Linked DNA regions of Homo sapiens: region 1 is linked to region 2. The links are chromatin loops, found by intact Hi-C in ENCODE. Cell type or tissue: spleen. All regions are shown on one strand. Links, peaks and the distances in the headings refer to the core of each region. The heading gives the core; the rest is flanking DNA.

Region 1 (15,844 bases), core at 4,947-12,946, 60 kb before region 2:
GCTGTGTACATGCATTTATCACATCATTAGCGCTCAAAATATAACACCTGTGACCCTCCCACAACAAGGTGAGGGATAAATGATATATCTCACATGCCTAACATGGCCTGAAAGAGTCAATTAAATATGTGTCTTTTGAATTAATGTGGAAACAGGAATTTGAACTGCCGGTGGGAAGAGCATATTCAAATACTAATTGGCGAGGGGCTGGGAGAGGGGGGACACAGCTGATTGTAGGAAAAGGAAAATATTGAGGAATAGTTGGAGATAAGACATAGGAGAGTTGGTGCCACACTTCGTTTGCCCTTGGGAGCCAAATAACAATAATGCTATAAATGTTAGAAATACTGTCTTATTTCTCAAGTGAAAGTATGGTAGAAGGGCAAGGATATTTGAGGATATTTATTTATAAAAGGAAGCATATGTGGAATGATTGTGGCCTGAAGGACCAGTTAGCAAGGCTGTTAGAAGTAATCTTAACAAAAATTGAGTAAGTACTTGTGCTGGAGACACCAACAGGAGGGTGCAAAGAAAGCAGCGGTGTTGTGATTGGGTATGTGCTGACTACTGAATATCAAAGAGAAATGTACATCAGAGACCACCCAGCCTTCACAGTATGTAGCCTGGAGAATACTGTAGTTGATGGGAAGTAGAAGCAAGAAAATTTAGGTTTGAGGAAGTTCTTTTTTAGATATACTAAGACTGAGGTAAGACAGGATCCATTTGTTAGAACCTCAGGTATGTCAGCACTAAATGAGAAGCCCCAAAGGGGTCTCATCCTGGGATTTGTCACTTCCATCATCAACCTATATGTCCCCCTTCAAGGCTATTCCTACTTTAATTAGATCCCTGCATCTAAGGAAAAAGTGGTCTCTTTTTGCTTCTGTGCCAACATCTGTAGCTGCAACAAAGATCAATTACAATGCCCTTAACAGGACTTCAGTTCCAAGTTTTTACTGAGTCAGGCCGCATGCCTGGCTGATCAAACTGCAACCCTCACAGACTGGATGGCTGCACTTCACTGAAGGGCAAAGTGATTAATGGATGACCTTTACTTTGCCAAGCTTTGACGGACCAGACAAGAAAAAGAACCACTTATGTATTAAATAAATGATAAAGATATCATTTTTTTTCCAGGCATTAGATCCCTAAATAGAAATGCATTAAGCTTGACTGGGATTTCCAAATTATTCTCCTCAGGGGCTGGGAGATTCTAGGAAATAGATATCAGGGTGCCTGGAAAGAGACATTCCAGGGACACATCAGCTGAATGGGTTGAATTTCTGTTCTTAATCAGCATGATTAGTCAGCACACAAAGTTAATAAAGTCAAGGTCAGAGGTTGGATCTTTCTCTGGATCCGTTAATTATTCTCCTTCCCTGAAAGTGGACTCAGAAGCCAAATGACTCACACATTGGGGAGTCTTACAGTAAGAGAGTGTTTGGAGCTTCGGCAGAGCATATCTGTGTCACTATAAAAACAAGAAGATGACACATCTTGTTAATGTGGTCAGAAGTGCTACGATGGTGTATAAGTGTGTGTGATGTGTAAAACATATGGTTTCTAAAAGATTCTATGAATAACTCTATTTTGTCCTGTACATCTGGCAATTACTAAGCATCATCTGTGTACCTACAACATGCAAAGCTTTTTATATACATGCTCTGTGTTAGGTGAATGACCATTTATCTCTGTTACTGGGAATACAGCCTCACCTGCAGTATACACTCAATAGATATTTTCTGAATGTATAACACACAAATTTGGACCATTGCCACTATCTATGTTATAGGTGGGTCAACCAAGCCATGAAGACAATGTGTGTTTTGCCCAGTCACACAGCCGGAAAGCACCAGAACCAAGATTCAGCGAAGATTTTCTGAATCCAAAGTCAGCACATTGCCCAATTGTCTAGTGAAACCAAAATATAATGTAGGAAAAATAATATAATGTGAAAATTCATAATCAGTCCAAGAGGATTTTGAACTTGTAGAAAAGAGATGACAAGAAGTTTTACCTGATTCATAAATGGAAATGAGCTTGAGAAGGAAGAGACTCAGCTGAATACATGAGAGAGAATAATACAATTTCAGAGTTCATAAGAAAAAGAAAAAAGATAATTGCCAATAAAGAATAAAAATATGTAAATTTGCTGATAATAAAGTCATGCAAACTAAAGTAGTGATGAGATTGCTTGCTTCTTAAAATGATTTAACCAATATTCAAGAGAGCTTATTATGTGCCAGCTGTAGAAAAATAAGACATTTATAATTTTTAATTTGGGAGATTATATTGGTAATATTTTATCATTGGGGTGTAAAATGTCAATCACTGTCTAGCCTTGAACTTGTGGACTCAAGCAGTTCTCTCACCTAGGCCTCCCAAAATGTTGGGATTACAGGCGTGGGCCACCATGCTCATCCTTAACATTTTCTAGGAAACAATTTGGTGACATATTTCAGTAGCCATTTAAGTTGTTTATACTCTTATCAAGGAGTCATCCTTACCTTCTTCATAGGACGCTATTCCTAATAAAAAGATCAAAAACTAGAAAAATATTTATACACTAGGATGTTTGTAACAACGTTATTATGACAAAACATAAATATAACCTAGGGTATAGGACAGTTAATTAGCAAATCAAAATATAATTATGTTATTGAGTATAATAAAGCTATTAAAATGCTATTTTGATGCCCATATGTAACTACAAGACAGAATATGCTGATGATATAGTGATACAGAAAAAATCAGTATCCAATGTCTTTGATTTCATAAATTGCACAGTTACATAATTCTGCTATATGCATATATACATTTCATATGCATATAGCATAATTAATTTATTCACACTGCCATATGAAAACACAGGTGGTTTTTTTTCTATTACTTTTTTCTCTGAAAAAGATTTAATTAAAAATTTTAACTGACACATAAAAATTCTACATATTTATGGGTACAATGTGATGTTTCAATATATGCATGTAATGATCAAATCAGTATAATTAGCATATCCATCACCTCAACATTTACCTTTTTTTAGTGAAAACACTCAAAATCCTTTCTTCTAGCTGTTTTGAAACATTTAATACATTATTGTTAACTATAATCACCCTACTGTGCAATAAGGACATCAGCACCTATTCCTCCTAAATAATTATAACTTTGAACCCGTTAATCAGCCTCTTTCCATTCCCTCCTTACTTAATGTTTTTTTTTTTTATTATTATACTTTAAGTTCTAGGGTACATGTGCACAATGTGCAGGTTTGTAACATATGTATACATCTGCCATGTTGGTGTGCTGTACCCATTAACTCGTCATTTACATTAGGTATATCTCCTAATGCTATCCCTCCCCACTCCCCCCACCCCACGACAGGCCCTGGTGTGTGATGTTCCCCATCCTGTGTCCAAGTGTTCTCATTGTTTAATTCCCACCTATGAGTGAGAACACGTGGTGTTTGGTTTTCTGTCCTTGTGATAGTTTGCTCAGAATGACGGTTTCCAGCTTCATTCATGTCCCTACAAAAGACATGAACCCATCATTTTTGTGGCTGCATAGTATTCCATGGTGTATATGTGCCACGTTTTCTTAATCCAGTCTATCATTGATGGACATTTGGGTTGGTTCCAAGTCTTTGCTATTGTGAATAGTGCCACAATAAACATACGTGTGCATGTGTCTTTACAGCAGCATGATTTATAATCCTTTGGGTATATACCCAGTAATGGGATGGCTGGGTCAAATGGTATTTCTAGTTCTAGATCCTTGAGGAATTGCTGCACTGTCTTCCACAATGGTTGAACTAGTTTACAGTCCCACCAACAGTGTAAAAGTGTTCCTGCTTCTCCACATCCTGTCCAATACCTGTTGTTTCCTGACTTTTTAATGATCGCCATTCTAATTGGTGTGAGATGGTATCTCATTGTGGTTTTGATTTGCATTTCTCTGATGGCCAGTGATGATGGGCATTTGTTCATGTGTCTGTTGGCTGCATAAATGTCTTCTTTTGAGAAGTGTCTGTTCATATCCTTCGCCCACTTTTTGATGGGGTTGTTTGATTTTTTTTTCCTGTAAATTTGTTTAAGTTCTTTGTAGATTCTGCATATTAGCCCTGTATCTTACCTAAGGCCTATTACTGCACTGGAAATTAATAAAGATAAATTACTTCAAACTTGGAGGAAGTCAGTATCTCAGTTGTCTGTTGGACATGAAAGCTCTTTCACTCCCATATGTGCTCTTATCCAAGATAGTTCTGGGTAAATAAGGAGAAGTAGGAGGATGAGAGGTTTCATGTCTTTGTAGACATGACCTTCTGACCTTCACTGGTCCGTCCTGTGGAATAACTGGTCTCCTAGAAGGAACCCCATGAGGTCCAACTGCTGTTTTTTGCTTTTCAGGGGAACCTGCTGGTCATGTCATTAATGCCTGTGGTCCCAGCCATTGCTTCAGTTATAAGTTCACCAGCCATGGCAATCACCTTGTTCTTACTTTGGATGGATGCTCATCTATCCCCCTCTCTCTCCAGCTCCTCTATACCTTTTCAAAAGAACGGATCAAACTTCTCGATTCCATAAATATTGTATAAGGCAAAGTCAAAGATGATGGGATCTGATTCAGCTTCATTACCTAAATGCCCACTGCCACCACTTCATATTCCATGCTATGTTAGATGTGCTTTGAGACAAAAATCTTTGCTCTTGTTTAGCTTTCCCATGTAACTCATGATAAGTGTGCTACTTACGCTAATATTCTGTGGTTCCTTCATACCTCTTTAGATGTTTCAAATCCCTCTTTTCCCAATACCTTATTGTTGGCCCTGAGGCAGGGGTGGAGAATGACTAGAATGTTTGTTTTTGGCTTTCTAGTTCTATCTCCTTCTCCCTTCTTCTCATAGACAGTAGACCCAGAAGAGATGATCTGACCGTGACTCCAATTCATATCCTGAGTTCTCCTGGAATATATGGGAAGCATTTGATCTACTTTACCAGGACTAGATCACAAAAAATTAGTACCCAGAGAAATTTGAAAAATCTCTTTCTTTCCTATGAACTATACTTTCTAGAATCCATGGCAAGTCCAAACCAAATGTCAGGTTTTTAAGACAATTTGTTTATGAACCCCAGAAACCAGCATTGAAACTGCTAATTACTTTTTTCATAGCAGACTCAAACTTGTTTTTCCCTAGTACAGTAAAACTCATGGTTCAGCTTTGGAGGTGGATGGCTAAAAGGAAGCGTGAATTAAAGACAAAAATCCCATGATTTTAATACGTTAAAAAATTCAAAACTGTTTCATTATAAACATAGGCATACAAAATAACTAAAAGACATATAAAAATGTTAAGGATGGTTAATTTTGCCGATTAAGATAATAAGCAATTTTTATTTTCATCTTTACAGCTCTGAAGTTTTCAAATAATCTAAAACAAGTATGTGTAATTTTTATAATGATAAAAATAATGCTAAAAGAATCTTTATTGATGCAATCTCTTCTTTAAAATTCCCTTCTCCCTGGGGAAAAAAAGCAGAAAACAAAATCATATTTTACGACGTTTTGGCTACAATATCTAAACTTTTTAGAGCTCTGGGGAAAGAACCCACTGTTTTCCTGAAAAGCAGTCTTTGCATCTATATATTTTTTACTTTTTCATTTGATTGTCAAAGTAAACATTTTTCAAGTAGACACGTCTGACTCAGTGGAGTTCTTCATTACTTTATGTTGGGTCTTGCATTGCACAACATCTGGTTATGCTTTGTTTTGCCAGTAATATTTCATCCAAGACATTTTGTTCCCATTAATTATCATACATAAGAAGACATCTTTGTTTTATTTTTATGGTTCCAATTCTCACATAAGGCAGGCGATGGGGTTTTTGTGGGGTGGGAAATGGAGAGTGAAGAGAGACATATCCCAGTGCAATGGTATGTGAACAGCCACGAGGATGCTGCATCCCTGCAAGCAGATGTTGGGGATAAAACACAGGTCAAATTATGGAACCATTGTGTATGACCCAGTGTTGTTCTGTGCATATTTTATTGATGGGGGACTCTAGCAAGTGGAAGTTGAACTTCTGTGTTTGAAAAAATCATTCAATCTCTGCTTCATTTGATCATTCCATAATAATGTATGAAATATGCATAAGTCACATGCCAAGTGTGATGTAGAATATAGTGACAAAAAAAGACAAACGAAAGACACAGATAAGCAACAAAACAATGCCTGCTCTCAGAGATGTTACAATGAACTGAGAAAGACAAAAGTGTAAGCAACTAACTATACTAAAGAGTAGAAACAAAAAGAGCCCAAGCTTTAAATAATGTTTAATGAAATGATAAATTTTTCTGAGGAACTTGAAAGGCAGCTCAAAAGTGTGAATTGGAGCTTGTTCTTAAAGAATGAAAAGTAGAGAAGAAAGGGGGAAGAAACACAGAAAAAGAATAAGCAGAGAAATTGGGTAGGGTATTCAAAGCTGAACAACTAATGGTTCAAGGGTATCACTATCATTAACACATGCTTTAGTCACCAGGAACTGCTAATTTTACTTCTCAAATCTCTCAATTACATCTGCTTCTCCATTTTTATTTCCATTGCCATCATTGCTTGTCACTGAATTTATTGTAATAACTTCTTCATAAGAATTTATTGTTAGATGGATTTATTGTCTGTTGCTATATTTCAGGCACAGAATTAAGCACCTTTTGCACAGCCTCACTTAATTCTGAGGTATGGTGTATTCTATTATTAGCCCCATTTGATAGAAAAGGATTCTGAGGCTTGAAGACGTTGGTGGAAGAAACAGAACTTGCCTCCAACTAGCATGACTTCTAAGAATGTGTTGTCAAGGGCGTAAGTGACTCACTCACCTTGCTCTACAGCAGGGGGTCCCTTTGTTCCATCCCCAGGCCAAATCCTGCTGCTGCCTGTTATTGTAAATAAAATTTGTTTTAACACATTTACATCCTTATGTTGACATATTGTTTATGGGTGCTTTTGTGTTACAATGACAGAATTGGTGCAGAGTTGAGTGGTTGCAGCAGAAACCATCTGGCCCCCAAAGCTGAAAATTATTTACTATCTGGCCCTTGACAGAAAGAGTTTGTACCCCCGTGAAGCACCCTGATATTTTGTAGTTTTGAAATTATCTAGTATATCTTCTTGTTATTGCAAACAATTGTTCCATTTAAAAGAAAATACTGGTTAAATATTATTAGATGCCAGGTACTGTTCTAGGTGCTAGGACAAAAGCAGAACAAAACAGGTATAGCTGCTTCTTTGTGGAGCTCATATCTTAAAATGCTGAGGAGAAAGAGGAGAAAGAATGAGAAAGATAAGCAAACATGTAAATGCATAGGATACTATTAAATATTAGCAAAAATGCTGTGAAGGGAATGAGTTCAACTGATGGGATGGAATGAGGCTGGTGTGTGTGGGTGATACTTTTCACTTTTATGAATGGTTTGGCTAATCAGGTGTTTCATGAATGGGAACCTGAGACATATGAAGGATCAACTGTGTGTAGATTGAGATTAGAATGTTTCTTGTAGAACTGAAAGTGCAAAAGCTTTGTGTAGAAATAAGCTTGGAATGTTCAAGGAACTTGAAGAAAGCAAGTGAAGTTTACAAGGCAAGAATCGAAGTTAAAAAAAGGGGGCTGGAGACAGAGAAGACTGAACTTTGTTAACCGTCAAGTTGAGATAATATTAAATATTTTAGTGCATTTGGAAAATGTTTGAGAACATTAGTAGAGAAATGGTGTGGTCTGATTTACATATGAGGAGATATAATTATAAAGTAAAGCCAACGGATTTGTTGTTAGACAGTAGAAATATACACCCACACTGTGACCAGCATTGTGCTGTTTACCAATACATGATTCTCTGCTCCTTTTAGGCAAATGAGACATTGTATGTCCTCACCACCTTTCAATTAGACTCAGCCATTTGACTTGCTTTAGGTAAAAAATATAAGAGACTAAATCTGAGTCAAAGTAATTACTGGCACTTTTACAGAATTGCAGTTGAGCAACTCTCCAGCACACTTCTCCCTGCCACCAACAATGGAAGCACATGTCTGTAAGTGGGTGGCATGAGCTCTAACCAGACATTCAAACTGAGCCAACATGTATAGAACAGCTGCCCTGGAGAGTCAGCTAGACCTGCATCGAACTTTGTCAAAAGGGAGAAAAAGCTTTATTTTTATTTTTAATTGATGGTAAACAAACCAAAATATTGGGGTTTCTTGTTCCTGAAACATATATTAGCCTCTCCTGACTAATATGAATGCCTACTATCATTGGTTTTTCTCCACTTGAATTTCAATATCCAACTTAAATCCCACTTGTTATGGAACATCTTCAACAAGCATTTATTGAGTACCTAGCATGTGCCAAGTACTGCATCAGCTGTTATATGACTACAGGAATAAACACTTCATCTCCCCCGCAACCTGGCAGAAACTCAAAAACTAAAAAAGAAAAGCATGCATTATTAATCATAATATAATGTGGTAGGTGTTGTATAAGAAGGAAAAACAGGCCGAGCGTGGTGGCTCACACCTGTAATCCTAGCACTTCGGGAGGCCGAGGCAGGCGGATCACGAGGTCAGGAGTTTGAGACCAGCCTGGCTAACACGGAGAAAAAATAAAAATTAGCTGAGTGTGGTGGCACACGCCTGTAGTCCTAGGTTTTCAGGAAGCTGAGGCAGAAAAATCTCTTGAACCCGGGAGGCGAAGGTTGTGGTGAGCCGAGATAGCACCATTGCACTCCAGCCTGGGCGACAGAGAGTAGAGAGAATCCTTTAAAAAACAAACAAACAAACAAACAAACAAAAAAGGAAAAACAGCATATCATGGCCCATAGAAGAACAATCCAAAAAGAGCTGAGAGCGTGACATTTAAGCAGGACCTTCCTGTCCACACATAGCCCTATTTACATTGCTGCATTTCACATTCCCAATAATCCTGAAAGATACGTAAAGCAAGTATCATTACTCTCATTTTATAGATAAAAACAATGAAGCTTGAAGATTATAAAGAGCTTATCTGTGATGAACTAGTCATAGTTATAAAAAATCAAGCCTTGTCTTTGATTCAAAATTTAGTCTATATTTTGCTTAAAACAACAACAGAGAATAAAGTGACCCTAGATTCCCTAAGTTAACAATAAAAGGCAAGAAACTTTGAAAGCAGAATTCAGTTTTGCAAAACTTTCCATTTAGTAACCTCATTGATTTGGATTGAATCGCTTTGGAATCTCTGACATTTTAATAAAAAGTTTACTTTGGTTAAAATTGTTTTATTAAAAAATAAGACTAATTAGTTGGATAAAGAAGCTCACAGGGGGCATGTTTAAAATAATCATGAGCGCAATCTGTTTTCAAATACTACACAATAATTAGGAAAAATCTATTTACATATGAATGATCAATGATCTCACCATGACCATAGCAACTTAGAGATGAAACAGATTCTTAGATATTATTTAACTTAATTATCTTGCCTGAAAAATTGAGGCAACTGATACTGAAGTTAAAAAAGAAAATATATTAGACAATTCATTGTGAGCCTAGCTATAGCTTCTGTAGGAACAAAAGCAACATTCTTTGCAACCCAATCATAGTCAGTACTAGTGTCTACGTGGGTATTATTGGCTTGGCATCTTCAGACTGGAGATGACTTAGAAACCAGGTAGAGCCATAGGATCAAGACCAGGACATGCAGTTAGGAAAGATACAACCTAGGACACAGATGACTCTAGCCAGCTACATAGTCATCTTCAAGTGAATCCAAAAGAAGAAATTGGAGGCCACAGCAAGTAGTGAGGACACAGATGATAAGCTTGTACAGGTGATAAGAAATCAATAGGTCAATATTCAGATACCAGGCAGCATGAGCAGGAGAAACAAGACCTACATTTCTACTGGTGGTCAGAGTGAACCAGTTTGTGAGGCTTGTTTTGCTTGTCTCCATGAGGTCTTCTATTTACGTAACCTGTCAATGTTCTCCATTTTTGAGCCCTTATAGTATTATATACCTCTCATTAGCCATTTAACACATATACTTTTAAAAATTATTTTACTGAATGTTTTATGCATATATGAATTACTTACAAATTAATTGTTCATTATAGTGTCTTAGAAGAAAATATATTTCACTTAGCTTTTTGAGTAGTTTGTACTCATTGTTATTTGTTTATTGATTCCTTTATATTCAATTTCTTTATTGCTTCTTACCGTTCTCATAATGGATCAGGATGTCTCAGGTAATATTTTGCTGAAGCCACTTCATCACAGCACCTTCTGGATTGAAGCCCTAGTATCCAGGGGGAACAGGTGGGTAATCAGTGATCTTTTCTAGCCTAAGGCTCCAGCTCAAGAGGTTGCTGTTTTCCCCTTTCCCTGTGTGAGCTGTACTCATGTGTAACTTTTGACATCTGGAGGCAAAGACAGAATATTTTCTGGGAAAAAATTCAGACTTCATCAGATTCTATTTTTGTCCTCAGATCAGCAGCTTCTGTGTTTAATTAAGAAGAAAATAAGAGTCATTGCAAATATAAGACAGAGCTGACATATCCTGGTATTATATTAAGAAACATTCATGGAAACTTGCTCAAACATGACAAAACTGCTCCCAGAATGTGAAATAAAACAAGCTCATTCTTCATTTAGAGATATTAATTATTAATTGGTAATACATTAAAGACAAACACACTCCAGTGAAATCTCCGTATTCCAAAATTTTAAAATCAGAGTACAGATCACAAAGTCTTTCTCACATGCACTTCACATGCCTTCAATGCACGCTTATAATTATGCTTTGCACACCTTTTCATTAGAATACAGACATCTAAAAAATCTAGATAGAAGACGTAGATAGTAGTTTACATCACCCTACTTAACTAGGTGTGTGACTTCCGATGTGTTGCTTTACGTCTCTCAGCCTCAACATTTTATTCCAAGAAAAAAGATATTGGGCAAGATGAGCCCTAAAACTCTGCAAGCTGTAATGTTCCACAGTGTAGATGTCAGAGTAACACCTTGAAATAGGAATTTTCTCCCTTTTCCTCCATGAAATATATGATTATATACAACAAGCACCCTGTTCTGGTAGTCTTATTCCTCTCCTTCCCACCATCCAAGCTCAACCTCTTTCTGAAAAGTTACTGACTTGATACATGAAAGAAATAAGCAAAGCCATTTATCCTGAAAATATCCAGCTGGTGTGAGATTTTGGTCTACAGTACATACTAATTAAATAGAGAAGCATTTGAGATTTTATATAAAAAAAAACCTTAATTTACTAATTAAATGACAAGTACTCTTCTCAAATTGTCCCTTTGGCTTACTGTGCATTTCAAGAATTAATTAACAATGCAATCAGGCTACAGTTGTGAAATGCCAATATGGATGTGATTTGAACATGCAGCTTCTGTTTTCCATGCTGACTTCCTGTTGTTGTTGTTGTTGTGTTTCAATGCAAGCTGCACCCTAATGAAGACATTGGGTCTTTCAATTTGTCTGTGTAAAATTAAAATGAGTTTGTGGCATCTTGCAAGCTCTGCACACAACTCAATGACACATTTAACGGTGCATTGCCTAGCCCCTGACATAGGCATGTGTCTTGATTAGATTTCTCTAATCGTTTACTAGAAATGAGGAACATAAAGTCAGTTTGGGTTTGATGATGTCCATATGTTGAACACTTTTGAACTCGGTGATAATAATGCCTCTTGGGTGTGGAATCAGCGCAACCGATAGACTGAGTTCAAAGTAGGTTAATGCCCTGAGGTAATGAGGAAAGGAAAAACAGTAACGTGCTTTCTCTTTTTTTCTGCCTTGAAATTTGAGGTGGCCAAAAGAGCTGTGTTAAAAAGTAGAATATGAATGTTGTTATACTTGGATTTGGTAACTTGGTTTTTCTTCATTCTTCCACATGCTGTCCTGCTGTCACCTCACCACTCACCCTGCCTGAAAAAAACACATAACAGTTTGCACATACCACAGCCCTGGCCTCAGCTGTGACTGGAAGAGAGTGAAGTGCTGCCAGTGGGCCCCGCAGAGGACAGGGAGGTGGGAGGAGTTAGCAGTGAGAAGAGGAAGGCTGATGGCAAGGTGGTCCTATTGGGTATACTCTTGTCCTGCAAGGAAGTTCAAGTACCAAAAAGTGAATCTCTAAGTTCTGGAAGAGCCTTGGGCAAGAGTTAAGGTCTCTCTCTCTCTTTTATCAAAATTTGCTTTGAGAGTCATTTTGAAAGTAGCCATATTTTCCTCACTATAATTCTTAGCCTGTGAGTTACTTTTCCACATTTTTGTACTTTGAGCTGTCTATTTAATATATGGCACATGGCTTTTTCCCTCCTTAAAAAGGAATCTTAGACTTCAGGTCAGTTGGTCATGGTTACCCCTTCAGAGAAGGAGTAGAAAACATTCCTCCTGGAATCTCATCAATTATTTTCCATGGGGCCATTGGAGAAAGTTGAACACTGGGGTGATGTAGTACTTTCAACATAAGTGTTTTTTATTTCATTGCAAAAACCAGGCTTTAATCACACAGTGATATGCATCATTCCTTCCAGACATCAGGCATCTAGTTTCCGTGATAGCTCTAGACACCATTACCTTGACAGCAATACCTTGAATTTCTGGTCATTGAAAGAAATAGATAATCAGTGAACTAACTGTCTTTCCAAAAACAATAGTGATTAACCTTCCATAACTTCATGAACAGGAGTGAACTAAATAGTGAAGTCCACAGAATGTTAAATTTTACTATCTTATTTCTACTTTTCCTAGTGTTTTTCAAAATAACACCTTATTTATCTTGCTTGTTTTGGTGATTTTTCTGAATAATTTCATTTTATCTTGGTACTTGGAAAACAAATCTGTGAGGAAGGCATAGCATATATTTCGGTAACTGTCCCCCATTATCATGTCCTGTTTTGCATTTATTTATTCATCCATCTTTCAAAAACATTTATTATAAACAGGATAATAACAACCATAATAGGTACAATTTCTGAGTAGCTAAATTGTTGCACTGTATTTGAAATTAGAAACACAAAGATGAATGATTCACAGTTTCTGTCCTTAAGAAATTTGAAGTCTAATGGAAAAGACACCTGCATAAACAATAGTACTAAAATGTGTTTAATAAAAGAGAAATAACTGAGAAATATGGGAACACAGAGCAGAGGCATTTAACCCAGCCCCAGGATCTGGCAAGTTTTTCTGGAGTTTGGGGACTCCATTTAGTAACTTCCGCAGTGCCAAATTCAAGGTTTTAATATTTGAGATGACACAGTGATTAAAAGCTGACCTTGTTCTCATGGACCATGCAGATGATTTACAGAAATATACTAGTAATCAAGCAATTAAACCCCAGTTCTAAGGTGGCATACATGTAGCCCATTATAGAATACATCAAACCCAACTTTAAAGTGGAAGATCAAGGATGCCTACCAAAGAAGGCACCAAACTCAGGCCTGAAGAATCAGTAGGGCTCTAGGTTGAGTTGGAAGAGTGAACAGAATAACAGAAGGGAAGTTCATTGCAGTCTCAGTAAGCAAGTGCCATGAAAGAATATGGCATTTTCAGGGAACTGCAAAGTCCTATTAGAATTCTTCACAGCTGAAATCTGAAATGTAAGGCAATCCATAGGCTGAACTGGTAAACTGCTATAGCAGTTGGGCAGACTACAAAATAATTTGTACATTAGTTCAAGATGCTTAGACTGTATCCTGAGGATAAAGACAGCTATAGAAAGGTTTTTAAGAGACGTGTACCACAATCATTATGTTTTAGATTACTCTCACCTATTGTGGCAAAACTTGAGCTAGAATCTAGGCCCCAGGTTTTCCCCAAGATTATGCTTTGAACTCACTATCCCAACTTTCTTTGTCAGTGGTGCGCTCTTCGTGCCACCTTCACAGAAGGGCTTCTTTGGGGAAAATGTACGATTATGAAGGTTTTTCTCTCCAGCTTTGATTATTATTTTTCTTGTACATCTAAAACAGAATATCTCACTCCATTTTAGAACTTGTGTTCAGATAATTCCTCTGTGACAGTTATCAGATGTTTAGTGAGTAAATAACCTTTAAGAACATTATTAGAGAGTTGCAAAAACCCTCTGAAGATATGGGTTGGGGTGACATAATTTTCACATTCCCAAATAGCTGAACCAATTATATGCTGTGAGAGATTGCTCTAGAAAGAATAAAACAATGATGCCCTGTATTAACCATGTTTCTAGCTTCTGTAAACTTGGTGTTTCAGCATCTTCCCTGCCTGCATATGCCAGAAACACTTTGTTCTGGACAACCTGATAATCTGCCTGAGTCACCTCACCTTGGCCTTTGGCCTTCCTCATCATCCCCCCCTCTTCAGGTGGAGTCCGCCTTCTGAGACTGCACTTTTCAAACACAAACCAACCAGTTCCGAGTTACTCTTCCGACCAATCAGACTCTCACAAACCAGGCCACTATACATCTACCCTAGTCACCCTAGGTCTAGGTACAGGAAAACTAGGGATATTCCGTACACATCTGAGATGCTGACGTTACTCAAACCAGCTATTTCTAAAACAGCTTCCCCCATTACTTTCCATGGAAAACACAATAAAGGCTCTTGCCCACAACTCCCCACTCTCCCTCTGCCTCATGACTGCTCTTGCTCATTCCCTGGTCCCCCAAGGCATGATGTATATTCTCCCTCTCTTGAGATCTATAACTATAATAAACTATCTTTTCAGCAGCAGTCATCTCCTGATCTATTGGCCTAACCACACCTAAATAATAACGAAACTAATTAAAACATGCCCTCACCATGAAACTTAAATGTGTTCAGAGCTTAGTTTGTCAGAATGCTTTAACATATGGAATCTCCTTTGATCATGTTGCTAATCCTCTGAGTGAAGTGGTTCAGCTATGACACCTCCCTATTTGCAGAGGAAGAAAGGAACAAAACCATTAATTTGTCCAGAGTCATGTGGCTATTAGATGGTAGAGCCAGAAATGGAAAGCAGATGTCCTGATCTCATACAAGGCTCTGGGTATTGTGCCCCGCCTGACTGTCTCCTGAGGAGACACAGCAAACAGAGATTTTTGTACTATCGGCCCTTGAAAATGGGAGCAAATTGGAGTGTGGGGCCATCTGAAATAGTGGTATGTCTAATTAATCAAAATATGAACTAAATGTAATAAATCAAATTAATTGGATAACAAATGTTTCCAAGTAAATGTATTTTTCAGGAATTTATTAGTGAATAGAATGATTCATGGGTTATTAATATCATCGAGACATATAATTTCTTGACTTTAAAAATCCTTAAAAATGCTTGTTCTCTGAAATAAATTCTGTCAGTGTGATGCTATTAGTTTGATTTATTTTGTTAGTAAAACCTTTATTGTTATATAATACAAAGCTGTACAAATAGTAAAAGTGAATTCATCACACTGTAAATTAATGAGAAGAGTTGGATTGTATACTAGACATAATCAAATCCATTTTTTCTTATTTTTACATAAAAAGAGGGCCTTATTTTTCTGAAATTCTATTTGCCAATAAGTGATGGATTCAAAACAAGCTATGGCGGTTTGAATCATTGTTCATAAGCCATCATGCCCTCTCTGTGTTACAATTATACTTTTCTATTCTCTAGCATGAGACTCTCTGATAGCATCCACTGGAGTGGGCAAAGCATAGTATCCTGCTCCATTGATGTTGAGGTTGAATATATGACCTTCACTGACCAATGTAATGTGGGAAGAAGAGTCAGTCTGTTCATTCTGTACTGAAATCTCCATATGCATCATGTATTTCTGTGCACCCTCTTGTACTCCTGTTA
Region 2 (15,844 bases), core at 2,677-10,676:
TTTAGCCACAAAATTGAACTATGTGAAAAAAATTAAGGGATCTATTCAATTTACAATTGCATCAAACATAAATAAACCAATAAGCTACTGGGAGTAAACGTGACCAAGGAAGTGAAAGAGCCTTATACCAGAAACAATAAACACTGAGGAAATAAATTAAAGATTACACAAATATTAATAAATGGAAAGACATCTTGTTTTCATGGATTGAATTAATATTTAAATGTCCATACTACCCAAAGGGATCCAGAGATTCAGTGCAATCCTTATTAAAATTCTAATGTCATTTTTCATAGATATAGGGAAAAAATTCTAAAATTTTGCTTGCTTGGGCACCACATCTACTGAAATTGGAACAACATAGAAAAGATTAGCATGGCTCCTGTGCAAGGATGATATGCAAATTCATAAAGCATTGCACACTTTTTTTATAGTAATACTATTCACAATAGCAAAGACATAAAATCTACCCAGGTTTCCATCAACAGTGGATTGGATTTTTAAAAATGTGGTAAATATACACCATGGAATTCTATGCAGCTATAAAAAAGAACACAATCATATCCTTTGCAGGAACATGAATACAGCTGCAGGCCATTATCTTAAGTGAATTAACACAGAAACAGCAAACCAAAAACTGCATGTTTTTACTATAAATGGGAGCTAGACATTGGGTACACACAGACACAAAGATGGGAGCAATAAACACTAAGGATTCTAACAGTGGAGAGGGAGAGAAGGGGGAAAGATAGGAAAACCACCTATCAGATACTATGTTCACTGCTTGGATGTTAGGATCATTAGAAGCCCAAACCTCAGCATCAGGCAATATATCCATGGAAGAATCCTGCACATGTACCCTTTGAATGTAGAGTAAAATAAAAATTTTAATCCTAAAATTTGCACGGAACCACAAAAGACCCCAAATAGCCAATGAAATCTTGCCCAAAATGTGCATAGGTGGAGGCCTGTTCACCTAAACCTACTCATCTCAATGAAGAGCACAGGAAATTATGTCCATTTAATTTCACTTTCCTCTGTAAGCCCATTCTTGATCTCTGGGTTTTTGTTTTAATATTTGTATTTTAAATCAGAAATTGATTTTTCCACAGACATTTCTGATTTCTTTTTCTTAATCATTAATGAGGCAGTTTTACCCTACTGAGGTAAGTAAACCTACTAATAGAGTTATGCCATGGAGCTAAGATCTGTGAAGAAGTTCCAGCTGTTTATTTTTTCATCTCCCAGACAACTCCAGGAATGGGCATCCAATGCCTTTTGAGTTATACTTTCCATGTCTACATTGAAAATGGAACTAGAATTTGGGGGAAAAAAAAAGGCCTCCGTGTTTGAGCTGGCGGCCGGCGGCTGTGTAATTATCATTGCTCTTCTTTATTAACTGCTCGCCTTCGCCTTATGTGGTGCTTTGTTGATAGATGTAACCTCAATCTTGTTGCTATGGTGACAGTAACAGTCACTGAGAAGACTTTGTTTATGGTAAACAAATCCAGGCATATGCTTGAAGCCTGGTGGAACAGTTTTCCAGCTTCCCTTACACTGCTGTCCCTGAATGAAATCAAATAGCTCCAACTGAAAAACCCACAGCCTGGATTTGAAATATAAAAAATAGGAAACAGTCCTGAGATTACTGTTTCTTATGTGCGTGGGAATGGCCCCGTATATAGGTCTATGTTCACGAGTCAAGGCTCCCTGTTGAAGGGGACTCTCTGTGCAACACACGCAGAGGAATTGACCTGGGAGTGAGAGAAAACCTCCCATCCTGAGGGCTGTTGGCATCAATAGTGAAGCTGGGATGGTACATTAACATAATGACAAAAAATGCTTCTCTCTGCCCCTTACCAAATCCTCTCTGCTAGGCATGCTGAATTCTTATATATTGGAGAAAAAATTCCTTCCAGAACACTCTCATAAACATTGAAGTAAGACACATTCAGCCCCATTTCTTAGATGTTTTTATTATATGAACGTGAACCACCATTTGAAGGAGAACAGTTGTCATGTAGATAGATGGAATTGAGGGTCAGATTTACTTCTCCATGGTGAATGTATTTGTGGTTGGCCTGGCTTTAGTGGCCCAACACATTCCCTGGCTCTCTTTCCCTATCTCTCTCACCTACCTCCTCAAATGTTTTCTCTCCAAACTGACAACTGCTGTCTAAAATTAAAACACCAAATCTTTTCCCCTCACTCTTCTGCATTATAAGGCTTTGATGGCTCACTTAAGAATGAAAACTTAAAAATTTCAAAGAATGAAAATTTGAAAAGCATTATAATGAAATTGAAATGGTGTGTACAAACCATCAGCTATTTATGGCCAACAGTGTGCACAAATTAGAGACCATTTCTTGGTACCAAAACATGCAGGAAGAAAGTGGACTGCCTAGCTGCAACGGGATATCTTTCAGTAGAGAACAGAGGGCCAACAGCCTGAAATTCCAAGAACCATTTTTTTGGATTTCATAACAGCTCTTGAGAACTAGTAGAATCTTGCTTGTTCATTCTTTTCACCACCAACCAAAGGGCTTTACTTACCTTAGCTCTCAGGTCTCAGGGTCCCCAGGTGTGTGGCTCTACAGAACAGTTGAGCCTTAACACAGCGATTTTTAATCCCTCAGACAGAATTAAACTTCCTGCTAAATATTTTCTTGTTTTCACCTTTTACTTGGGTATTTGTCTCATAAGCCCACACTGAGAATACAATGTTGCAGGGTTTTATGTAGCTCATTAATTCGTGTTCTCCAGTGAGGGGGTCTGGGGATGCTAGGGTGAAGAGTTTAGGCCAACACTAAAGTGATTTATCTGCTAAGTACATGAATTAACATTTCATTGGTTGGAGGCAGGTATTTATTCTGATTTACCTTCGTAAAGTGGAAAAAACAAAAAGTATCTTCTTGATAAAGAACCTGGAAATTAATTAAACAGTAATAATAATAATAATAATAGTTAATAAAACAAAGTATAGTTTTTCAATTTAAAACAGAATTTTTTCTTTCATAAGGTCAAAGAAAGATGCCTTAACTGGGATTCCCAGCATGCTGCCCACTCTCTCAAATTTGGTTTGTACCCACTGATCTCCTACTTCCGTTTCTGGAAACTTCATCTATCATTTACCATCCTGCCTGTCAATCCCTAGGGTCCTCCTTTTCTTTTGTAATTGTTCAAACATCATTCATTCATACACACATGCAAACACACAAACACACTCCAGCTTTTCTCTGATTTCTTTTCTAACTCCTTAGGGAGGTTCGTCTTCTTTTTGCTAGCATATCATTCAGCAGCTCATTATTATGACCCTGCATTATGAATTAGTTTGCGAATTACATCATGTTGGTCAGTGGCTAGTAAGCCTCTTGGCAACTGCCCTCTCATTTTCTTCTTTACAATTCCCAGTTAAAATATAGGTACTGTTGGTCACACATCGGCTGGAGAAACTGGGATGTACAGACATCACACAGATCCAGGAGTCACAATTTGAATTCATGTCAGTCTCACCACAGAGGTCATGTTCTTAATCATGACACCGAAAGATGTTTTAGCAAGAACACTTTGTTCTTGAGCAAAACTTTGGGCCGTGGAACTTGTTTCCCTGCTTTTCCTGATTAAGCCAGTCTGAGAATTTTAGAAGGAAACTTCAAAGATTCATTTACCTTTTCCCTTTAGAGGCTGAAACCAAAAGTTGGCCATAAACATCAGTCCCTGAACCGTCCCTTTTTATCCCCACCATATGCCTCTAGATCTGCTTAGGGAATTTCAGTTATGCCCTCCCCCAGTTAAATACACCTCCAAATGTGTCTTCCCATCCTAAGAGCATTATAATCCTATTTATTTAAAAAAAATAATTTAAGGGTGGTGCTTGATCCTCATTTGAGCTGTAAGCACTTGGCTGTTACTTTTTGTCCTATCCTGAGAAACACCATGTAATGGTGGGGCAGGAGGAAAGAATTCAGGACTAGCATGCCACCACTATTCCATTATTAAATTGAACAATATTTCACTTTCAGCCTCTTCTATAAAGACTTGCTATGGCAGATTATAAGCTCTTTCTCACTTTATAGTTCTACAGATTTTTACATTTTAAGAAAGAAGCTCCGGCGCGGTGGCTCACGCCTGTAATCCCAGCACTTTGGGAGGCCGAGGTGGACAGATCACAAGGTCAGGAGTTCGAGACCAGCCTGGCCAATATGGGGAAACCCTGTCTCTACTAAAAATAAAAAAAAAAAATTAGCCGGGCGTGATGGTGGGCACCTGTAGTCCCAGCTACTTGGGAGGCTGAGGCAGGAGAATCACTTGAACCTGGGAGGCGGAGGTTGCAGTGAGCTGAGATCATGCCCCTGCAGTCCAGCCTGGGTGACAGAATGAGGATCTGTCTCAAAAAAAAAGAAGCATGAGAGGATTGAGGGATGAAGAGATGGAGCACGGGGGATTTTCAGGCACTGAAACTCTTTTGTATGACAATATATGGGTTGATACCTGGCATTATACATCTCTCAAAGCCCAAAGAACTATATAACACAAGACAGACTCCAGTGTAAACTACAAGCTTTAATTTATATAATTTCTTAATGTTTGCTCATCAAGTATGCAATAATAATGCAAGATATTAATTACAGAAAAAAATATGATGGGAGGTGTTGGGGCATGTGGACTTGTACTTTCTGCTCAATTTTTCTGTAAAAGTAAAACTGCTCTGAAAAATATAGTCTATTAATTAGTGTTAAAAGAGATAAGAAAAAATATATATGTCCAAATACTGGCAAAGAGAAATGAAAACTGAAGAGTGTCAGTGATGAAAAGTAAGGAAATTGGACTCTTCCAAGTCCTTAGTGATACTTCTACCTATTTCTGAAAATGTTTGAATTGTTATGTCCATCCATATACACAAGCCATATGGGCTATGAAGTGGATTGTATTCAAAGAGTCTTGTGAAGGTAAAAGAAAGTCGGACATCCCTCCTCCTCTCCCCAAAAAAACCAATTTGCCTATGCTTCGGTTTCTATAAAATGCACAGATGTGCTAGCATTTAGCTGCCTCCCTGGGGTGCACTAAAACTGTTGCTCTGAAGTGTTTCAAGACTAGAGCATCCCAGGGCCTGGCGCTGTGGTGGGACTCAAGGGAAGAGATAAAACACAAATTGAAAAGCAGTATTACTTGGGAAATTGTAGTTTAACACATGTGACAGCAGTCTCTCCCTGTCTACTAAGATTTCTTCCTTATTGCTTTCAGACAAAGTCTTCGTGATATCAGGGTCATATTATTCTCTTCCTTTTTCTACACCTTGATTCACTCTTCCATCTTCGGGTAAGAGGAAGAAAATTAGGTGAAGATCATATGTGTAGTTTTCGACAGAAATTTTGCGTGCACTTTAACTGTCAGCTCCAGCACTAGTGTTGTCTCCACTTTCCCACGTATAAAGCCTAGACATCCTTCAGAGCTGGGCTCAAATCCCCTTCCTAAACCTGCATTCTATTAGTGATCTTTACTCCTTCTTTCAGCTCCTCACTCAGCACTTCATCCCTGCAGTTTAGAACTTGACTACATGCTGCTGAATTATAAATTGTACATTCAATTTATAACTTGCCTAACTTGAAAGAAATCTACATGTACATATATATCTACCACTGTATCTATATGTCTATCTAATCTTAAAGATACAACTTTTTCCTTTTACATCTGTTGAATTTCCACTGCTAACCATCCTCAACTCCTGCCACTGTGTGTTCATTGAAGACAGCAATATTTGGAGGTTTTTAAAGAAAATATAAACCTATATGTCTTTCAGTCCTACCTATTTTTCTTCTTAATCAGGCCCTGAAACTTAAAATTTTCACTGTTACCCTCCCTAGGCCTAGTGGGTTGACTTTGACATTCTATTTGATATTTATGGGAGGAAATTTCTTTCAGTCATCGATTAAGACAGACGTTATTGTTTCATGCCGAGATTTTAGTAGAGCTAGGCATCCTGTTTAAATGAGGAACTTGAGTAGAGTTCTTCTTTAAGTAATGAAGAAGAACAGATAGCAAAGCTGTGGGACATAGGCTCAGTAATATCAGATCAGTTTGGAGAATCACCTACATTGTTAGCCCCTGAGAGAGAGCATGGCCCAGGGAAAGAAAAAAGTACCGGAGGTACAACTACCTGCCCCAACACATCAAAGCCTGTGGTAAGTTTCTTAACCTCCCTGAAACTGAACATCTGCAAAAGGACTTTGTTTCTGTATAACATGAACTTGTGAAGGCCATATAAGATAATACCCAAGAAAGAGGTTGCAAGCTGTAATATAAAGATATAGATTTGTTAGTGATAAACCAGAGGGGAACATGACAATATTTTCTGCCTTGGGAAGGTTAGAAGAGGGGCAGGGTGGGGAAGGTGAATTCTAGAAAAATAAGAGGTCACCAGTTACAAAGTTTCCCTACTTTAGTCCTTTAGGATTACCCTGTTTGAAGCCAAAGAATTTAAAATGGCTCAAACTAACGTTTGCGATTGTTCAGTTCAGTTCAGTTTCTTTGTTTCCTAGATAATGAACTTTTGTCACAGAGTAAATGCAAGCCCATGTCTCACTGCATGAAGAGTAACACACTCATCTGGGTGACTCTTGGCATATAAAGCCACCACCTGCAGAACTTGGACAAGTTGTTTGATGTCTCTGAGAATCTAGCTGAAGCATGTAAAATTCTTCAAATTATTAGACCTGACTTTGGGTAACTTTTTTTCTTTATTGATTTCCTTGGCCATAGTTTTTATTCTCATCATGGGAATCTTGCAGGCTATCTGGAAAAGACCTGTCAATGTACTTCTTTTCTCCCCAGTATTGATTCAATTTCTTTGCCTAATCTGAGCACTATATAACAGCAACAACATGTGTAGGTCACATGTATTTATGCTGAACTTTGCATTTATAAAGTTTTTGTTTTCTTTAAAAATGTTTGCATTTTTAAAGTTTTTGCACTACAGTGGCATTTTCTGCAAAGGAGAAGGAGAAATTTTCTCTTCTGAGGAAGATCTTTATTTGTTTTTGTTTTGAGATGGAGTCTCATCCTGTTGCCCAGGTTGGAGTGCAGTGGTGTGATCTCAGCTCACTGCAATCTCCTCTTCCCAGGTTCAAGTGATTCTCCTGCCTCAACCTCCCGAGTAGCTAGGACTATAGGCGTGTGCCACCACATCCAGCTAATTTTTTATTTTTAGTAGAGACAGGGTTTCACCATGTTGAGCATCCTGGTCTCAAATGAGGAAGACTTTTCTATTAACTCTTCTCAATCACTTTTATTTTCAAGGACTTATTCTCTCTTGTGAAATTCTGTAACAAACGACAGACTACTCAACCAAAGGCTTTTTTTTTTTTGTCACAAAACAGATCATTAGTCAATTACCTAGCATTTATTGAGGGCTTACCATGTGTTAGATAAAAGTTGTAAGAGGAGGCATAAGACCCTGCCCTATTCAGGGAGGCAAGCTGTATACTGCACAGAAACAAAAGGAAACTATGATGTCGGGCATACGAAACTCCAGCAATGACACAGGAAGTCCAGCAGACAGGTAATTGCACTGAATTTGGGAGCCCAGGGGAAGATGTGTGAAGCTGATTACATTAAGAATGTTCTGAGGAATATCAAGGTTTAAATCAGCAGAGCGGAGAACAGGAGAGTATTACAGGTGTGAAACCTGAAGGTCCAGAGGACACAGTAAGGCACAACAGATAACAAGGTCAGTGAGAAGACTGCCCCAGCTGGAATAGAGAATTGGTCTAGGGTGACGAACAAAGATGAGGCAGAAAAGCATTTTAGGATTAACTATGGAGCTCCTCTCCTGCCAACATGAAAAGCCAGGACTTGTGTTGTGAGCACTGAATGTGTGAACAGAGGTTGGAGTTTCAGAGTTTGAGCACGGAGCTAGAGATATCTGAATTTGACTCTTGGCATATAAAGCTACCACCTGCAGGACTTGGGCAAGTTGCTTGATTTCTTCAAGCCTTCACTTCTTCCAATATAAAATTGAATTAGTAAAATCTTATAGGTCTCTTATGAAAAGAGACTAGGTCTTTTAATGGAGTAGGTGCTAAAAATATATTTTGCTATTCTTTTTTGGTATTAGTTATGGTTTTTGTTTGTTTTTGGATAGCAATTGTGTTGATATGTAATTGTTTTTCTTCTGAGCTTCTTAGTAATTATCCAGGTCAGAATATGCCTTAGAATAATACATATTTTTGAACCTAGTCTTATCATCTTACTAGTTTTTGGAGCCTACAAATTTTCCCTGATTATGGGATCATGGGCTTTGAATTACAATTTATCTCTAGTCAGTGATTTTTAACATTTTGGGAGTTATAACCTTTTGGAATGGTTTGACATTGAGGAATTTTTAACAATTAAAAAAACATAAAACTTTACAATGAAAAATAGAAACATACAAATAATTTTATTTTTATACTTAAGGAGTATAGCTGACTCAATGGGTAGACGTAATTGGCAACTTTAAAAGAGTTTTCTCCTTCAACAAAAATATTCCCCTCATTGACCTCCTATGGTGCCTGAAATTCTACCATATGCTCTCCTCCTTAAGGAGCCATGGACCCAGCAGGAGAATATTGATACAATGATGGTTTTTACAGCATTATATTCCCTGGAAGGGGCAACACATTAACCAGTGAACACACCAAAAGGATGTCTATCATTTCATCTCTTATTGATCACACAGTCTATTACTCTTCTCTAATAGTATGGAGATCCTTCAAAAGTAGCCAATGACAAAATAGGAATAATAGCAAATACTTATAGTACTTGCTGCATGCCAGGTATGTACAATTCTCACAGCAGTTTTTTGAGGTAGGTGCTATCACTGCCCTCATTTTACAGTTGAGGAAACTGAAGTAGAGTGAGCTGCCTAACCTTCATATATTAAGTTACAGGTCTTGGATTTAAACTCAGGACCTCTGCCTCCAAGTCTGGTCCTTAACCATTATACAAACTGTCTTGTCCTTTGAAATGGTTACCTACTTCATTCTCCAAGACTAATGATGGTAACTTTTTGGGAGACATTAAGGAAATATAAGTAGATCTGATGTATCTATAGTGAATATCTTTCGTTGTATACATGTGTGTCCCCTCCGGGGATAGGAGTTGCCTGGGAAGGGCAGCTACACCTCTGAAAGGCTATGTAAGGCCAGCAAAGCCACAACCTAGATCAAGAGAAATAAAATAACCTGGCTTCTTATGCCTGGCCTTGTTCCAGGCATTAAAACTGAATGACTAAGGGCATTTTCTTGACATTTTCACACTATAAAACTAAGTTCTTTATAGCCATCCATAGCCAAAATATTAGCCAGTAATGAAAATTATGTGTTCATGTTGTACCACATATCCTGGGAACCTAATTTTATCAGCAGACACCTGCACAGAGATGCCAATACAGAAAATGAAAGTTAAACATCTCACATTACCCATAATTACCCAGCAGAGAAACTGATCCTGAAAAAGTGGAGCACAAAATAGGAGAGTTTTGATAGGGGAAAAGGCTGAAAAATGAGAATTAAGGGAACATGAGAGCCCAGAATATTTAAGGAGCAGAGCATATAATCAGAAAGAGCTCTAAAAGACAAGTAGAGAGGCTGTAAAATATGGAGGACTTGGCTAGTTCTTGGCATATGTTATCTAAAAGTTTAGCAACCCAAAGATTATATGCCAATAATTGTGGAAGAATACATTTTCAAAACGTGAGCAAAGCAATGTTTCCTGTTTCACACTCTTTTATAGTGTGATGTTGCTGCTCCTCCATCAAGTCTATTTCTTTACCCCTTTGAATCTGGGTGATCCAGGGCCAGTGACTATGTTGTCCAATATAATATGGCAGAAGTGACACTGTGAATCTAATGCCAACACTGAGAGCCCAACATTCATGTAGTAGCCATGTATAGGTGTTCCTGTAGATAGCCTCAGATCCCAGCTGATAGCGAGCATCAACTCCTAGCCCTGTTAGAGAGCTATCTTGGATATCTAGACCACTCCATCCTTCTGATGATACCAGCTCCAGCTATTGTCTGACTGCAACCACATGAGAGGCTTTCAGCAAGAACTGTCTAGGTAAGCTCAGTCAGCCCTCAGAACCATGAGGTTATTATTGGTTGGTGCAAAATTCATTGCAGTTTCAACTGCACCGTTAAAAGTAATGGCAGAAACAACAATTACTTTTGCACCAACCATATAATAAATTGTTATTTTAAGCTATTAACTTTTGGGGTGGCTTGGTACACAGAAATAGTTAACCAGAATCCTAATGCAATGAAAGAAGATAAAGCTTAATGCCATCTAAACGGTTCCCAACAGCTAAAAACTAAGCAGAAGAAATGTTAGGATATTAATACACCAGGATATAGCATTTATGAAGACACACTAGACATGCTTTCCCCTTGATGAGACCTTGAGTCTTCACTCTAGCAAGGACAATCATGTCTAATTCTTTAGAACAATAAAGGCTTACCTGCTTCATGAGATCTTTGGTTTTGTTCTTTTGAATCAATACACTACAGAATCAGGCTGGAGATCTTCAAAGCCTAACTGCAGCTTCTATGAGCTCTTCCTTCTCTAATTCCACCTGACTAGTCATGAAGTCCTATAAGGAGATACAGAATAACAGGCAGAGCATTTAAAAAATTTTTTTATTTCCGTAGGTTTTTGGGGAACAGGTGGTATTTGGTTACATGGGTAGGTTCTTTAATGATGATCTGTGAGATTTTGGTGCACCCATCATCTGAGCAGTATACACTGAACTCAATTTGTAGTCTTTTGCCTCTCACCCCCATCCCACCCTTTCCCCTTAGTGCCCAAAGTCCATTATATCATTCTTATGCCTTTGCATCTTCAACACTTAGCTCCCACTTTTGAGTAAGAACATACGGTGTTTGGTTTCCCATTCCTTAGATACTTCACTTAGAATAATAGTCTCCAGTTCCATCCAGGTTGCTGTGAATGCCATTAATTTGTTCCTTTTCATGGTTGAGTAGTATTCCATTGTATGTGCGTGTATATATATATATATATATATATATATATATATATATATATGTAACTGTATATATTATATATACATCTCATTGTGTGTGTGTATATATATATATACACACACACACATACACACACATCTAGTTGTCCATATATATAACGGGATATATATATATATATCTGGTTGTCCATATATATATATATATATATATATATATATATAGACACACACGATGGAATACTACCTATATACACACACCAAAATTTCTTTATCCACTCGTTGACGGATGGGCACTTGGGCTGGTTCTATATTTTTACAATTGCAAATTGCGCTGCTGTAAACATGCGTGCGCAATTATCTTTTTTGTATAATGACTTCTTTTCCTCTGGGTAGATACCCATTAGTTAGATTGCTGGATCAAATGGTAGTTCTACTTTTAATTTTTTAAGGAATCTCCACAGTGTTTTCCACAATGGTTGTACTAGTTTACATTCCCACCAGCAGTGTATAAGTGTTCCTTTTTCATTGCATCCACACCAACATCTATTATTTTTGATTTTTTGAATATGCATTGTTGCAGGACTAAGGTGGTATTGCATTGTGGTTTTCATTTGCATTTCCCTGATCATTAGTGATGTTGAGCATTTTTTCATATGTTTGTTGGCCATTAGTGTATCTTTTTTGAGAGTTGTCTATTCATGTCCTTAGCCTGCTTTTTTATGGCATTGTTTTTATGTTGCTAATTTGTTTGAGTTTTTTTGTAGATTCTGGATATTAGTCCTTTGTCAGATGTACAGATTTTGAAGGTTTTCTCCCACTCTGTGGGTTGTCTGTTTACTCTGCTGACTGTTCCTTTTGCTGTCCAGAAGCTCTTCAGTTTAATTAAGTCCCACATATTTACCTTTGTTTTTGTTGTATTTGCTTTTGGAGAGAACCTAGAAATAAATCCAAATACTTACAGCCAACTAATCTTCAACAAAGCAAACACGAACATAATGTAGGGAACAGACACCCTTTTCAACAAATGGTGCTGGGATAATTGGCAAGCCACAGTGTAGCAGAATGAAACTGGATCCTTATCTCTCACCTTATACAAAAATCAACTCAAGATGGATCAAGGACTCAAATCTAAGACCTGAAATTGTAAAAATTCTAGAAGATAACAGGCAGAACATTTGAAACTAAACAAAGGGGCTGAGAATTCCACTTCCATCTTTCATTCTTCAACTACTGGTGATCATTTTTTATGAAGACAATAAAAAATTAATACAGTATTGACCAAAAGGAGATCCACTGAGCCAGGGAATGATCTAGTGAGCTACTCTATTTTTATCTTCATCTCCTAAATTTCTGTCAAATATTCTTCAGGTGTGCCATAAAAAATCAAATTAGGAACATGTGAAATATAGCAGGCAGTTGCTATTATACTTGGGTCTGTGGTTATTAGCCGTGAAGTTGTTCTTCTTCTATTTCCTTCCCATCCTCCTTTTGTTTTGATGTGGCTACTTGCAGATTGTTATCTGTTTTCTCATCTCCCAGATGCCTTCTAAACATGTCTGATAATTTCCCTTGTTTAGTTCAATTTATATGTATTTGATCTTTTTCTTCTTTGATTAAAAGTCAGCAGCAATTCAGTTAGTAGCACAAACATTAGCAGTACCAGTAAGCTGAGGTCAAAAGCACATGTGTTTCATTTTTCAGCTTCCTAAACTCCCATTCCTATACATTATTTTGGAGAAGATTATACTGTAATTCTAATGCTACCTTTCTTGTTAAAATAAAGGCAAAAATATGTCCCATGAGGAGCAATAATGAATCTTTCTGGAACTCATCTATTAATGGAATTCAAAGCATTCCTGGACACCAGATCCCAAGGTGGCAAAATAAATCATATCATTTAGATATGTAAGGGCCTTTAGAAATGCTCTACTTGTGTATATGCTGTTTGGAAAGTCTACTGTGGAGTGGTCTAGAGGATTAGAATTCCTGAATAGAGCTTTATTTAGGCATGATGATTCAAAGTGCAGATGGGCAGTGACGATCAAAGATCTAGAGGGAGGGCTCTGGTGATAGACCAAGCCTGGAATAAAGACAGTTCAGGAGGGCAGGCAGGTTCCAGCTGAACCCTTTAACAGCAGCAGAATTGATAGCCCCCTGCTGTCTCATTGCTGTGGTGAAGATATGGACCTATGCTCATGTCCTCACAAAAAAGGTTGTCCTTTTTTTAAAAAGCTGATTCAAAAAAAAAAAAAAAAAACCTACTTTTTTTTTCCACACCCAACATCATTCAGGGTCTGTGTCCAACAAGAAGAGCATCTGCTCCATGCAGCTGAGAGGGCACATGGGGTGTTTCTATCTTGGCATAATTTGCCAGATCTGAGTTCCTAATGTCTTCATGGGACCTGATTTTTTTTTTTTTTATAAATAAGCTGCTTCAAAAACAAAAATAGAACCCACAAAACAGAAGATAAATTTATAAAATCAATCCAGGTCAGTAGCTCCAATACTAAATCTAGACATTAGATTGCCTGACTGCCAATGAACTGTTTTTCCCACTGCACATTTTAATTTTTGTTTGGTATGTGCCCATGTGCACATGTGTGGGTACGTGTGTTACTGTGCATATGTGTGTGTGTTACTGTGCATATGTATGTCTGGGCCATTATGATGTTTTTCTTTCACTTATACATTTACTTTTTATTTTTATTCATATGTTCAAGAAAAGTTTGTAGAGTACTATGTTCCATGCACTATTTTACACTCTGGGATATCAAATTGAATGACATAAATCTCATCTGTCCTTACAACCTGATCAGAGAGGCAAATAAATACAAACAATGGAGGGTAAGGGCTGTAAGAGAAGCATGGGTCATATGCTACTGGAGCACTTGGTGGGCGGGTGCCTTATCTTTCTGGAAAACTCAGGAAGTCTTCTCAGAGGAGTTGCTATTGAAAAAACAATTGCAGGCTCCATGCAAGCTAGAACTCTGGTTCTGTCGCTTGCTATGAGAACTTGAAGAAGCCTCTGACCTCTCGATGCTTCACTTTCCTCATCTGGCAATACTGTCTGGTAATAATAATGGTATCTTCCTCAAAAGATTGTACAACAGATTAATGAAGACTGCTCAGGTCAAGTGTTTAGAAAAGTACATGACTCCATACATGCTAGTTATTTTTATGGCTAATGTTAAGGGTTTGATTGGAAAAGAGACAGGGAATGAAAATATAAGTTAGGCAGAAAAAGAGCATAAACTTTGTAGACCATGATATGAAGTTTCAATGTTATTTTTATCCAAAAGTATGCCATGAAGAAGATCTTAAGCAGGATACTGGCCTGATTAAACATCCATCTATAATAAGATTCCTTGATGGTTATATGTACATAGGAAGAACAATTATGAGAGTCCTGCAGTAATGCAAATGAGATGAGTACTTGAACTAGAGACAGGGGAAGTGAAGGAGGAGTGTGAATAGAGAATATTATAAAGACATAACTTAGAGTATTTGGAGATAATAGATTGCGTAACAAATAGCATAAGACAATGGTATATTTTGCTTGCATAACTAGGTAGACAGCGAGGATATTCACTGACATAAGAAATTCAGGAAAACAGCAAGTTGAAAACAATATAGTAAGTTGGTTTTTAGATACGATGACATTGAGGCACTTACGGGCTCTCATAGCAGGTAGCTCTAAACAGATCTCAAGAGTCGAATTCTTATTCAACATGCACTTGGAAATAATAGAAATAGCAATCCTGAATTTAAGTATACTTAATCCATAAAATGTTTGAAATAATAAAATCAAAATTTACTGGTGATTACTATAGGCCAAGACATTTACTGATATATTTGTATGAATAATCCCACAAGTTACACAAAACAACCCCTGAGACAGGTACTATATGGTTCCCATTCCACATATTAGGGAAATGTTTTTAAAAGCTTAAGTAATTGCCCAAAGTCACTGTCTTAGTCCATTTTCTGTTGCTTATAACCAAATACCTGAAACTGGGTAAATTGTAAAGATAATAACTTTATTTCTTACAACTATGAAGGCTAAGAAGCCCAAGGTTGAGGAGTTGCATCTGGTGAGAGCCTTCTTGCTGATGGGGACTCTGAAGAGTCCTGAGGTGGTGCAGGGCATCACATGGCAAGAGAGCTGAGTGTGCTAACATGCTGTCCTCAGGTCATTTTTTCTCTTCTTATAAAGCTACCAATTTCCGTCCCGTGATAACTCACTAATCCATTTACCCATTAGTCTTTAGAAAAAGCCCTCATGACTCAATCACCTCTTAAAGGCCCCACCTTTTAATACTGCCACATAGGATTAAGCTTCAACATGAATTTTGGTGGGGACATTCAAACTATAGAAGTCACATAGATAATGAGTAGAAAATGGAAATGCATCAATTACTATTAGGTTCCTGTGAGGGACAGATCATTCAACATACTAGTAAATTAAATAAAGGTAATTTATTTCCTTTTTGTTTCAAATAAGTCTAGAGGGACCCAAGTTCACTCTAATTTCTTTTTCTGAAATATTTAGCATGTGGTTTTCTTCTCAGAATCCATAATGTCTGTATTTCAACTATCAGAAAAGATGAAAAAAGGAACTAGAGTATGCCTAGTATTAAAGTATACTTAAAATATACTTTATTTTAAGTATATTTCCTAGTATTTGAACACCATGATTCTGTTGACATCCCATTGTCAATACTTAGTTATAGGACAGGCCTAGCTGCAAGGGAGGCTGGGAAATGCAGTACTTTTCCCTTGGGAAGCTAGTATCCAGTTAAAAATTGGGGGTTCTATTACTAAGTAGGT

What was found. Peaks named below come from ENCODE experiments on the same cell type or tissue, not always from the same donor. Only the 100,000 strongest peaks of a DNase experiment are listed, where the experiment ranks them.
Region 1: a loop joins it to region 2, with 2.5 times the contacts of the local background. A loop is called at or near these places in 2 of 110 quality-filtered maps.

What each region holds. Positions count from the first base shown.
Region 1 is chr18:43,878,725-43,894,568 of GRCh38, reverse strand. The region is part of intron 2 of LOC105372088 (a long non-coding RNA gene); the gene reads left to right. LOC105372087 (a long non-coding RNA gene) reads right to left here and starts at 10,367. Exons shown (of 3, transcript XR_935414.3): 1 at 10,237-10,367; 2 at 6,870-6,926; 3 at 5,369-5,958. RefSeq lists a silencer at 6,711-7,005. In spleen, for the core only: no CTCF peak of the experiment used is centred there; no DNase peak of the experiment used is centred there.
Region 2 is chr18:43,816,742-43,832,585 of GRCh38, reverse strand. All of the region lies in intron 2 of LOC105372088 (a long non-coding RNA gene), which reads left to right. It also overlaps the pseudogene RNU6-443P. Among named protein-coding and RNA genes, the nearest start is that of SYT4, 550 kb to the right of the region's middle. In spleen, for the core only: no CTCF peak of the experiment used is centred there; no DNase peak of the experiment used is centred there.